4 separate regions of the Homo sapiens genome follow, and regions 1, 2 and 4 are each linked to region 3. A link is a contact called in ENCODE Hi-C or POLR2A ChIA-PET data. All regions are on one chromosome and are shown on one strand. Each heading gives the region's core, a stretch centred on a gene start or an enhancer-like site at or near the end of the contact. The rest is flanking DNA. Distances are from core to core; before and after follow the strand shown.

Region 1 (2,700 bases), core at 157-2,656, 800 kb before region 3:
TCCACTTCCTCTCCGGGGTTTTCTGTGGGTGTTATAAGTGACTCTGTCTCCTTCAGTCCAAGGGGGGCTCCTGGGGTATGGGCTGTAACTGACAGGCTAGAGTAGCCCATGGCCAGGGCTGAGCTTCCTTCCCGTTCTCTCTGAACACTGGGCCCAGGAAGGGGTTAAAGTGGAGATGCTCTGATTAAAGTTGAGGGAGGCATGGAGCTCCCCTGACCCTGTCCCCCCATCCCACTGCTGCTACTGGGTGTACTCTGTGGAGCCCCAGGACTCTTAAAGAACCCAGAGTGGAGATTCCCGGTCTCATCCAGTGCAGGTGAGGGGGAAAGTGATTTGTCCACAGTTACATGGCTACCATCAGCACACCTGGGTCAAGCTCGATTCCACTCCACGGCCCCTGTCTGAAACCTGGAACTGGAAATGGCCCTGGAAATCACTGATTCCATCTGCCGCCTTCCAAAATGGCCCGCAGAGGTTAAGATATAGACTCCTGTAATGCCTTGCCCACTCGTGTGTGGGGAAATGGCAGAGGAGCACCGGCTTTGCCCTCACACTGCCTGGGCTGCCGCCCCTGCCCTGCCTAGTGGCTTTCCTCTCTGGTCCGTTTTCTCATTGTGGAAGTGGGCACAATTCTTCCTGTGCAGCGTGGTTAGAGTGGACAGTGATGATTCGTGAAGCAGGGTGGAGCGCCTGGGGGATTCGTGTTAAACAAGCACATAAACAAAAGCCAACACAACCCTTACTTAATCAGCAAGCAGGCCTTGTCTGAAGCCCCTGGGCAGCACCTCATGCCATCCCTAGGTTCCAGGCCGGTGGTGTCGCCCCGTGTCTCTCTCACCCGCAAGCTGGTGTTTAGAAGCCCTGCTCTGTGTTCTGGCTCCCATTCTCCCTGTGACCTTTCCCTTTCTTCATCCTAAAAAGCAATGCACGACGGGGCGTGGTGGCGGGCACCTGTAGTCCCAGCTGCTTGGGAGGCTGAGGCAGGAGAATCACTTGAACCCAGGAGGCGGAGGTTGCAGTGAGCTGAGATTGTGCCAGTGCAGTCCAGCCTGGGCAACAGAACAAGACTCCCATCTGGGAAAAAAAAAAAAAAGCGATGCCCAGTCATTCTTAGATAGAAAATGAAGATCACATGAAATTTGGAAAGAAGTTTTTCTCTCCCATTCCCCAACTCTCTCCCAAGGGGTGGCCATGTTGACAGCTGGGTGTGGCATTCTCCTGAATTTTATTCCTGCAGAGTCATTCAGGGCTTGTGTAAAAAAAGTCAATGTGTAAATATAGACTTTTCAAGAACACAAAGGAAATCAGACTTCTGCTACCAGCTTTTATTTTTTCCATTTAACAACACTGTTGCCACTTGTAGATGTAGCACGTTCCTTTTTCTTTTTCTTTTTTTTTTTTTTTGACAGAGCGTGGCCCAGGCTGGAGTGCAGTGGTGCGATCTCAGCTCACTGTGGCTCACTGTAACCTCCACCTTTCGCCTTCCGCTTTCAAGCGATTCTCCTGCCTCAGCCTCCCAAGTAGCTGAAATCACAGGTGCTTGCCACCACACCTGGCTAATTTTTGTATTTTTAGTAGAGACGGGGTTTCACCATGTTGGCCAGGCTGCTCTTGAACTCCTGACCTTGAGATCCGCCCACCTCGGCCTCCCAAAGTAGCACGTTCCTTTTAATGGTTGTGTCATCAGCTGTCCCATGGCCCTGCCAGGCTTGTCCAGCTTCCCACTGTGATTGAGAGGCTGCAACAGATGTTCTCGCACTTGTACATGTGCACACATGACTGAAGGATGAGCTCTTAGTGAATTTCTGTGTCAAGGATGTGTGCATTTAAGTTTTGATCTGCTGGGCACAGTGGCTCACACCTGTAATCCCAGCACTTTGGGAGGCCAAGGCGGGCTGATCACTTGAGGTCAGGAGTTCAAGACCAGCCTGGCCAACATGGTGAAACCCCATCTCTACTAAAAATACAAAAATTAGCTGGGCATGGTGGCTTGTGCCTGTAGTCCCAGTTACTCAGGAGGCTAAGGCAGGAGACTTGCTTGAACCCAGCAGGCAGAGGTTGCAGTGAGCCAAGATCGTGCCATTGCACTCCAGCCTGGGTGACAGAGCGAGACTCCCTATCAAAAAAAAAAAAAAAAAAAAAAAATTGATCCTTGTTCCTGAATTGGCCTCTAAAGTGGTTACTAGAATTTTTTAGGACCCCTCCCCTCGTCGACCTGCTCAGCTGTCTGCTGGGCCCTGTGCAGTGATGGTCCAGCAGGGAGGTCCTATGCCCCTTACCCCTGGCTGAGGGCCAAATGCTCTCCAATTGGTGTTTTATTTTGTGCATCTCGGTCAAGCGAGAGGGATTATCTCTTCGTATGTTATAGGCCAGGGCCCTGTGTTCTCTTTTCATTTGGAAGGTGTATCCTTTTCTTGTTGAAATTTTTTAAAAAGAGTTCTTTGTAAGCCAGGCGTGATGGCTAACACCTATAATCCCAGCACTTTGGGAGGCTGAAGTGGGCGGATTGCTTGAGCTTAGGAGTTCGAGACCAGCCTAGGCAACATGGCAAAACCGCATCTCTGCAAAAATTAGCTGGGTGAGGTGGTGCGCCTGTAGTCCCGGCTACTCGGGAGGCTGATGTGGGAGGATCATTTGAGTCTGGGAGTTTGAGGCTGCTGTGAGCTGTGGTCATACCACTGCACTCCAGCCTGGGTGACA
Region 2 (2,700 bases), core at 104-2,603, 800 kb after region 3:
TCTACGACCTGACACTTGTTTCAAGTTTGGGCCCTTACACTGGAGAGCTAGCCGGATTCACTTGACACCAAGAGCCTCACATTTCCAAACCTCTGCTTTGTTGAAAATGTGGTAGGAAAGGCCATAGGGCATACAACCTCAAGAATAAAATAAGAAATGGAGCTGGGACACTAAGAGACGGCTTTTCCAGGGGTCACTAAGGGGGAAAGGTGTTTGGGAGAGAGATGTGTCTGCTGATGGAAGAGTGGTCACAGGTGCTCTGTGCCAAGCCTAGGGTACACAGAGGGCAAGGGAAAGACCATTCGGAGGGAGAAGCAAAGGCACCAGGCAACATGGACTGGCAAGGAGGTACCAGTCTCCAAGGATGAGAGAATCCAGACCGGATGGCAGTAGGGGTGTGAGACAGGTATGGTGGGGAGGGCGAATCATTTGCATGCAGGAAGATGAGAGTGAGCTGTGTGCCTGGAGGAAGGCTCCAAATTGGATGAGGGCAGGGAGAGCAAGGACTGGGATGGGGTGGGGAAGGTTGGCCTGTTACAGGTTTGACCAAGTGCCAGTCAGAGGGAGAAAATTCCCTTATCAGTCCAAGGAGACCCTGCATAGACCAGAGGAGGGGTATTTGAAGTCAGAAGGTGGTGGGAGGGGGTCATTCCCAGGAGGGGTGCCCCACACTAGCCAGAGCGGGGAGGCGTCCCACACTAATCAGAGGGGGATGGTCCCCACACTAACCAGAGGGGGAGGTGCCCCACATGAATCAGAGGGGGGTGGTCCCCACACTAATCAGAGCGGGGAGGTGCCCCACAGTAATCAGAGGGGGATGGTCCCCAAACTAATTAGAAGGGGGGTGTCCCACACTAATCAGAGCGGGGAGGAGTCACATAATCAGAGGGGGGAGGTGCCCACACTAATCAGAGGGGAATGGTCCCCACACTAATTAGAGAGGAGGGGTGCCCACACTAACCAGAGGGTAATGGTCCCCACGCTAGTCCCAGGGATGAGGTGTCCCAAAAGTCAGAGGGGGTGGTGTCCACCGCCTGTCGGAAGAAGGGGACTTTCCCACAGGTCAGAGGGCAGAGTCCCAGCCCAGTCTGCGAGTCAGGGGGCAGAGATCCCGCACGGGTGGGACGGGAAGGGGGCCTGACGGGTCAGGGGGCGGGACGCGGCAGGGTCGGAGGGCGGCGGCAGGCTCCGGGACGGGGGTCCGGGCCCGTGGCTGGGGCAGGGCGCCGGCGGCCGCGGGCGCAGTCACTCACCCGCTGCGGGGCTGGCTCCGGTGCCCGCGATCGGCGGGGCTTGGCTGGGCTTGGCTGGGCTTGGCTGGGCTAACGGCCGGGACGGAGGAAGGTGGCCGACTTCCGCCCCGCGCGCGCTCGCCCCGCCTCTGGGCCCGCGTTCCCGGCAGCCTCTGCTCTGCGGCTGCGCGCGGACGGCGCGAGGGCTGCTGGGAGCTGTGGTTTGTGTTTTTTTGGGTTTTTTTTTTGTTGTTTTTTTGTGTTTTTTTTTTCCGTCCTGCGCCTGCGCGCTGGAGGAGCGGCCGGCTGGCTGCAGGCTGGAGGGGCGCGAGGGTCCGCACTGGCACATGAGGGCCGTCTTCCACCGCGTTGCGCTGGAACGTGGGCCCAGCAGATCTTTTGGGGTGGGAGGCATTGAGGGGGGTGAAGGCTACTAGGGAGGGAAGTTCTCATTCTCCGAGCGAGGGCCCCCTTACATGGGCCTCCCGACCCTCGTAGTCTTGGGAGGCGGAAAACCGTGGGCCCCTTTCTGCCATCCTCATTCTCAGGCAGCCCCTCTCCTTGGCCCTTCAAAACAGCCGCCTCCAGAGTGCTGCTGACCAGTTGCCAAAGCCAGGATCAGGGAGGTCTAAGGCTGTAGTGTCCTGGGGTGGGGACGGTGGGGTGTTTCCCTGCAAAAAATCTGCAGTTGACAAACCTGCCAAACAAGGGTCTCTGATTTCTCCTTTCCCCTCCGTAGCCCTAGCCCCCGAGATATTTTAGGGCACTCTGTTAAAAGGCTTCCCCGGCCCCGCCCTCCTCCATCCCAAAGTTCTGAGAAAGGCCTGGTGGCCGTGGAGCCTCTGGCAGGAGAGCTTGGCAGAAGGGTGCACCAGCCCCCTGCCCATCTGCACCTTCAGCTTTCCTGCTTGATACCAGCTACTTCCCCCAGCTCTCTCAAAACCTTCCGTTCAGTAAAAGATACACAAGAGGAGGAATTCAAATTATATAAATGGTACGCAATGAAAAATAAGCCTCCCATTGCCGTTCTGTATTCCCTGCCCAGAGGCGATCACTAGATGTTATATGGTATCCAAACAAGTCATAAACACGTATCTTAAATTACCTTTAACTAAATAGAAATGTGCTAAACACTGTTATGCACTTTTGGTTTTTGATTTTGGAGAGGAGACAAACCTTTCTTGAATTCATTAATGTTTCTTGTCATGCTAAACTGAGTCCCAACCATGTCTCACATAATACTCATTATTGTCAGGCCTCTGAGCCCAAGCTAAGCCATCATATCCCCTGTGACCTGCACATATACATCCAGATGGCCTGAAGCAACTGAAGAACCACAAAAGATGACATTCCACCATTGTGATCTGTTCCTGCCCCACCCTCACTGATCAATTGACCTTATGACAATACACCCTCCCCACCCTTAGGATAATGTACTTCGTGATATTCCCTCACCCTTAAGAAGGTA
Region 3 (2,700 bases), core at 65-2,564:
TTGAGACCAGCCTGGCAAACATGGTGAAACCCCATCTCTACTAAAAATACAAAAATTAGCCTGGTGTGGTGGTGCATGCCTTTAATCTCAGCTACTCGGGAGGCTGAGGCAGGAGAATCGCTTGAACCCGTGGCGGGGAGGAGGTTGCAGTGAGCTGAGATCATGCCACTGCACTCCAGCCTGGGCGATAGAGCGAGACTCAGTTTCAAATAAATAAATAAACATCAAAATAAAAAGTTACTGTATTAAAGAATGGGGGCGGGGTGGGAGGGGTGGGGAGAGGTTGCAAAAATAAATAAATAAATAAATAAACCCCAAAATGAAAAAGACAGTGGAGGCACCAGGCCTGCGTGGGGCTGGAGGGCTAATAAGGCCAGGCCTCTTATCTCTGGCCATAGAACCAGAGAAGTGAGTGGATGTGATGCCCAGCTCCAGAAGTGACTCCAGAACACCCTGTTCCAAAGCAGAGGACACACTGATTTTTTTTTTAATAGGCTGCAGGACTTACTGTTGGTGGGACGCCCTGCTTTGCGAAGGGAAAGGAGGAGTTTGCCCTGAGCACAGGCCCCCACCCTCCACTGGGCTTTCCCCAGCTCCCTTGTCTTCTTATCACGGTAGTGGCCCAGTCCCTGGCCCCTGACTCCAGAAGGTGGCCCTCCTGGAAACCCAGGTCGTGCAGTCAACGATGTACTCGCCGGGACAGCGATGTCTGCTGCACTCCATCCCTCCCCTGTTCATTTGTCCTTCATGCCCGTCTGGAGTAGATGCTTTTTGCAGAGGTGGCACCCTGTAAAGCTCTCCTGTCTGACTTTTTTTTTTTTTTTAGACTGAGTTTTGCTCTTGTTGCCTAGGCTGGAGTGCAATGGCACAATCTCAGCTCACTGCACCCTCTGCCTCCCGGGTTCAAGCGATTCTCCTGCCTCAGCCTCCCGAGTAGTTGGGATTACAGGCATGCACCACCACGCCCAGCTAATTTTTGTATTTTTAGTAGAGACAAGGTTTCACCGTGATGGCCAGGCTGGTCTTGAACTCCAGGACTCAAGTGATGCTCCTGCCTAGGCCTCTCAAAGTGTTGGGATTACAGGCGTGAGCCACTGCACCCGGCCTGCACGCGTTCTTTGAAAGCAGTCGAGGGGGCGCTAGGTGTGGGCAGGGACGAGCTGGCGCGGCGTCGCTGGGTGCACCGCGACCACGGGCAGAGCCACGCGGCGGGAGGACTACAACTCCCGGCACACCCCGCGCCGCCCCGCCTCTACTCCCAGAAGGCCGCGGGGGGTGGACCGCCTAAGAGGGCGTGCGCTCCCGACATGCCCCGCGGCGCGCCATTAACCGCCAGATTTGAATCGCGGGACCCGTTGGCAGAGGTGGCGGCGGCGGCATGGGTGCCCCGACGTTGCCCCCTGCCTGGCAGCCCTTTCTCAAGGACCACCGCATCTCTACATTCAAGAACTGGCCCTTCTTGGAGGGCTGCGCCTGCACCCCGGAGCGGGTGAGACTGCCCGGCCTCCTGGGGTCCCCCACGCCCGCCTTGCCCTGTCCCTAGCGAGGCCACTGTGACTGGGCCTCGGGGGTACAAGCCGCCCTCCCCTCCCCGTCCTGTCCCCAGCGAGGCCACTGTGGCTGGGCCCCTTGGGTCCAGGCCGGCCTCCCCTCCCTGCTTTGTCCCCATCGAGGCCTTTGTGGCTGGGCCTCGGGGTTCCGGGCTGCCACGTCCACTCACGAGCTGTGCTGTCCCTTGCAGATGGCCGAGGCTGGCTTCATCCACTGCCCCACTGAGAACGAGCCAGACTTGGCCCAGTGTTTCTTCTGCTTCAAGGAGCTGGAAGGCTGGGAGCCAGATGACGACCCCATGTAAGTCTTCTCTGGCCAGCCTCGATGGGCTTTGTTTTGAACTGAGTTGTCAAAAGATTTGAGTTGCAAAGACACTTAGTATGGGAGGGTTGCTTTCCACCCTCATTGCTTCTTAAACAGCTGTTGTGAACGGATACCTCTCTATATGCTGGTGCCTTGGTGATGCTTACAACCTAATTAAATCTCATTTGACCAAAATGCCTTGGGGTGGACGTAAGATGCCTGATGCCTTTCATGTTCAACAGAATACATCAGCAGACCCTGTTGTTGTGAACTCCCAGGAACGTCCAAGTGCTTTTTTTGAGATTTTTTAAAAAACAGTTTAATTGAAATATAACCTACACAGCACAAAAATTACCCTTTGAAAGTGTGCACTTCACACTTTCGGAGGCTGAGGCGGGCGGATCACCTGAGGTCAGGAGTTCAAGACCTGCCTGGCCAACTTGGCGAAACCCCGTCTCTACTAAAAATACAAAAATTAGCCGGGCATGGTAGCGCACGCCCGTAATCCCAGCTACTCGGGAGGCTAAGGCAGGAGAATCGCTTGAACCTGGGAGGCGGAGGTTGCAGTGAGCCGAGATTGTGCCAATGCACTCCAGCCTCGGCGACAGAGCGAGACTCCGTCATAAAAATAAAAAATTGAAAAAAAAAAAAGAAAGAAAGCATATACTTCAGTGTTGTTCTGGATTTTTTTCTTCAAGATGCCTAGTTAATGACAATGAAATTCTGTACTCGGATGGTATCTGTCTTTCCACACTGTAATGCCATATTCTTTTCTCACCTTTTTTTCTGTCGGATTCAGTTGCTTCCACAGCTTTAATTTTTTTCCCCTGGAGAATCACCCCAGTT
Region 4 (2,700 bases), core at 170-2,669, 860 kb after region 3:
AAGTATCCCTTAGAACTGTGTTCTAACCTGGGTAGGATGAAAGTTTATCTATTTTTATTGCTAAGCTGCAGGTGAGGGCTTGGGAACACCTGGTTACATGCACCCCAGATCAAGACTGTCCACGTCCGGTGCACCCCTGAACACAGCAGGAGGGAACTTGGGGATCCACTGCCCTCGCTCACTGTAAGCTTCCCAGGACTGAAGCCCCAAAGAGGAGCCCTCTGCCTTCTCTGTCCTCCCCATGGGTCAGCGTGTCCTGCTTCTGAGTGGCCCGTCCTTCCTGCCTAACTGGCTGGCCTGCACCATGGCCCATATTCAACAACCTTAGTCATAGTTCCCACCATTGGCGTTTATGGAAGCTTGGAGCCTCATAAAGTTCAAAGTCTGCAACAATAATAAAGGCCCAGTCAACTTGGCTTGGGCGGCAGCTGCAGCCCAGCACTGGAAGCTCCTAGCTGTGGAGGGGCGTTGGGGCCTGGAGGGAGGAGAGCCTTGGTTTGCCCTGTGGGGCCCAGCCTTGAGTTCTGGCTTCTCAGGGCTCTGTTCTATCATGTTTCCTGTGAACTCCTTTTGTGCCTAAGACGCTGGGCAGTGCCACTCTTGCAGAGGTGCCACTCCAGGCCCTGCACGCTTAGGGGTAGAGCAACTACTACTGTTGGGCACAGGCGTGGGGCTGTAGAAAGAAATCCGTGTTTCACTGGAAAACTATGCATCCTACATAGGACACCAGCTTCCACATGGCCCGATACTAACCTACTAACCTTTCATCTTTTTTTTTTTTTTTTTGAGACGGAGTCTCCCTCTGTCGCCCAGGCTGGAGTGCAATGGCACCGTCTCGGCTCATTGCAGCCTCTGCCTCCCGGGTTCCAGCGATTCTCCAGTCTCAGCCTCTCAGGTAGCTGGGATTACAGGCATGCACCACCACGCCCGGCTAATTTTTGTATTTTAAGTAGAGACGGGGTTTCACCATGTTGGCCAGGGTAGTCTCGAACTCCTGACTTCAGGTGATCCGCCCGCCTCGGCCTCCCAAAGTGCTGGAATCGCAGACGTGAGTCACCGCGCCCGGTCTGAAAATTATCTTTTAATAGGGGTTAGCTGCATGAGTTAAAATCTCATTGCCACCATTTGCTGACTTTGTGCCCTCTGGGAGATTGCTTAATCTCTCTGGGATAAACCTCGGTTTGCTTGACAAAGGAAGCTGGTGAGGCTAAAGAGAGAACTCTAAGATTGGGGCGTTCCGAAGCCTTCTAGAGCCTTCTAGCACCCTGGACTCATAGCCAATGATGGGCAACAACAAGAACGACGACGAACCCTGGGCTCGGAACTCGCCCAGGCCCCGCCCCTCACAGCCCCGCCCCGTCCTCGGCCCCGCCCCCGGCCTGTCGCCTCAACAAAGTCCCCGCCGCGCGGCCGCTGGCCGGGAGTCAGCTCGGAGTCCCGTCCCAGCGCGGCGTCAGCGCTGCGCACTTCCCATTGGCCGAGCGCGGCGCGGGGGCGGGCCCGGGCCTGCGATTGCCTCTCGGCGTGCGCGGACAGTGTCATGGAGGCCGCGGCGGTGACGGTCACCCGGTCGGCTACACGGCGGCGGCGGCGGCAGCTGCAGGGGCTGGCGGCCCCGGAGGCGGGGACGCAGGAGGAGCAGGAGGATCAGGAGCCGCGGCCGCGGCGGCGGCGGCCGGGAAGGAGGTGGGGCTGCGGGGCCCGCGTGAACCCCGATCCGCGGGGCTGAGAGTCCGTGGCCCCGGGGCCCGAGGTTTCCCGGCACGGGCGCGCCGAGGGGCGGGGGGCCGGCGCCTGTGTCCGCTCCGTGCACAGTAAGGGACAGAGGGTGGCAGCGCCCCTCCGCCCCGGTCCGCCCCGCCGTCCTCGCGCCACTGCCGGGCAGCGGCCTCCGGCCCCCGTGCGTGACCCCTGCCTATCTCAGAAATACGGGTGCAAACCCGAGTGGCCGCGGGGCCCAGCGGGAATCCCGACGCCCCGGCCAGACCCCTGCTTCCCACGTCGCTGGTCTATGCGGAAGATCCCGGCGGCGGTGCTCATGCCTGGCTCAGTGGATGCCGGCTGGTGGAAGGGGTGGCCTTCTGTAGGGGTGACACTAGAACTGAGTCTTTGGGGAGGAGGAAGCCTTCAGTAGGTGGAGAATAGGGAGTAGGGTATCCAACTGGCGGGGAACAGAAAGGGCCAAAGCACAGAGACAGAAAGGGACGAACATGCCCCTCTGGGCTGGGCTTCCTTCCTTTGGGGGGCACTTGCCCACCCGGTAAACTCCCCCTCAGTAGGTTGCAGGGGGAGAAGTTAGGAGCACAGACATGGCTTCCGGAAACAGCAGCCGTAGCTTTGTTTCTAAACCCAAAGCAGTGAGACTGCTGAGCATTTCAGACCTCATGAAGATGGGATGAAGGCTGGCTGCTGGGAAAGATATTTTTGGACAGGAGGAATGTGGAGATGGCTCTTTCCCTCCTAGTGGAGGAATGACAGGTGACAAAGGTGACCTGGTGTGGGATTGTTCTGAGAAGGTCTGGGAGGGGGTGGCTGAAGTATAATAAGGACATCAACGAGGAAGGGGGCTTTGGAAAAGGAAGGTGGAGAGGAACAACTGCGGCATCTCTGCTTGAATCCGTCCCCGACCCCTGCAGTTCTCAGGGTCTCCCAATGTCATTCTGGAGGCCCTGGGTCAGTGTTTGGTGATGGCAGATGCTA

Evidence for each region. Hi-C counts contacts between places; a loop is a spot of excess contacts on that map. ChIA-PET counts read pairs that join two places held with the same protein, here RNA polymerase II (POLR2A). Pooled maps may share reads with other maps.
Region 1: POLR2A ChIA-PET joins it to region 3 with 11 read pairs in naive thymus-derived CD4-positive, alpha-beta T cell. The contact joins the enhancer-like site here to the promoter of BIRC5 in region 3. A Hi-C loop is called at or near these places in 1 of 50 pooled maps. POLR2A ChIA-PET finds 5 or more read pairs at or near these places in 4 of 52 experiments (GM10248, HEK293, OCI-LY7 and 1 more).
Region 2: a pooled map shows a loop between it and region 3 (11-fold over the local background). The contact joins the promoter of CANT1 here to the promoter of BIRC5 in region 3. A Hi-C loop is called at or near these places in 6 of 50 pooled maps.
Region 4: a loop to region 3 is called in a pooled map, with 14 times the contacts of the local background. The contact joins the promoter of ENGASE here to the promoter of BIRC5 in region 3. A Hi-C loop is called at or near these places in 6 of 50 pooled maps. POLR2A ChIA-PET finds 5 or more read pairs at or near these places in 2 of 52 experiments (PC-3 and activated T-cell).

The regions. Positions count from the first base shown.
Region 1 is chr17:77,410,009-77,412,708 of GRCh38, forward strand. All of the region lies in intron 3 of SEPTIN9 (septin 9), which reads left to right. Among named protein-coding and RNA genes, the nearest start is that of MIR4316, 14 kb to the left of the region's middle. Within about 2 kb of position 1,407, at least 7 of the 41 ENCODE cell types and tissues checked have a DNase peak (open chromatin) inside an H3K27ac peak, as active enhancers do; they include OCI-LY7, where a contact is called at or near this core.
Region 2 is chr17:79,008,411-79,011,110 of GRCh38, forward strand. It overlaps CANT1 (calcium activated nucleotidase 1), which reads right to left and starts at 1,354. Exons shown (of 5, transcript NM_001159773.2): 1 at 1,254-1,354. RefSeq lists a silencer at 1,074-1,453 and an enhancer at 1,694-1,743.
Region 3 is chr17:78,212,939-78,215,638 of GRCh38, forward strand. BIRC5 (baculoviral IAP repeat containing 5) reads left to right here and starts at 1,315. Exons shown (of 4, transcript NM_001168.3): 1 at 1,315-1,489; 2 at 1,742-1,851. The coding sequence starts at 1,379. RefSeq lists an enhancer at 1,060-1,961.
Region 4 is chr17:79,073,405-79,076,104 of GRCh38, forward strand. It overlaps ENGASE (endo-beta-N-acetylglucosaminidase), which reads left to right and starts at 1,420. Exons shown (of 14, transcript NM_001042573.3): 1 at 1,420-1,686. The coding sequence starts at 1,541. RefSeq lists a silencer at 1,282-1,821.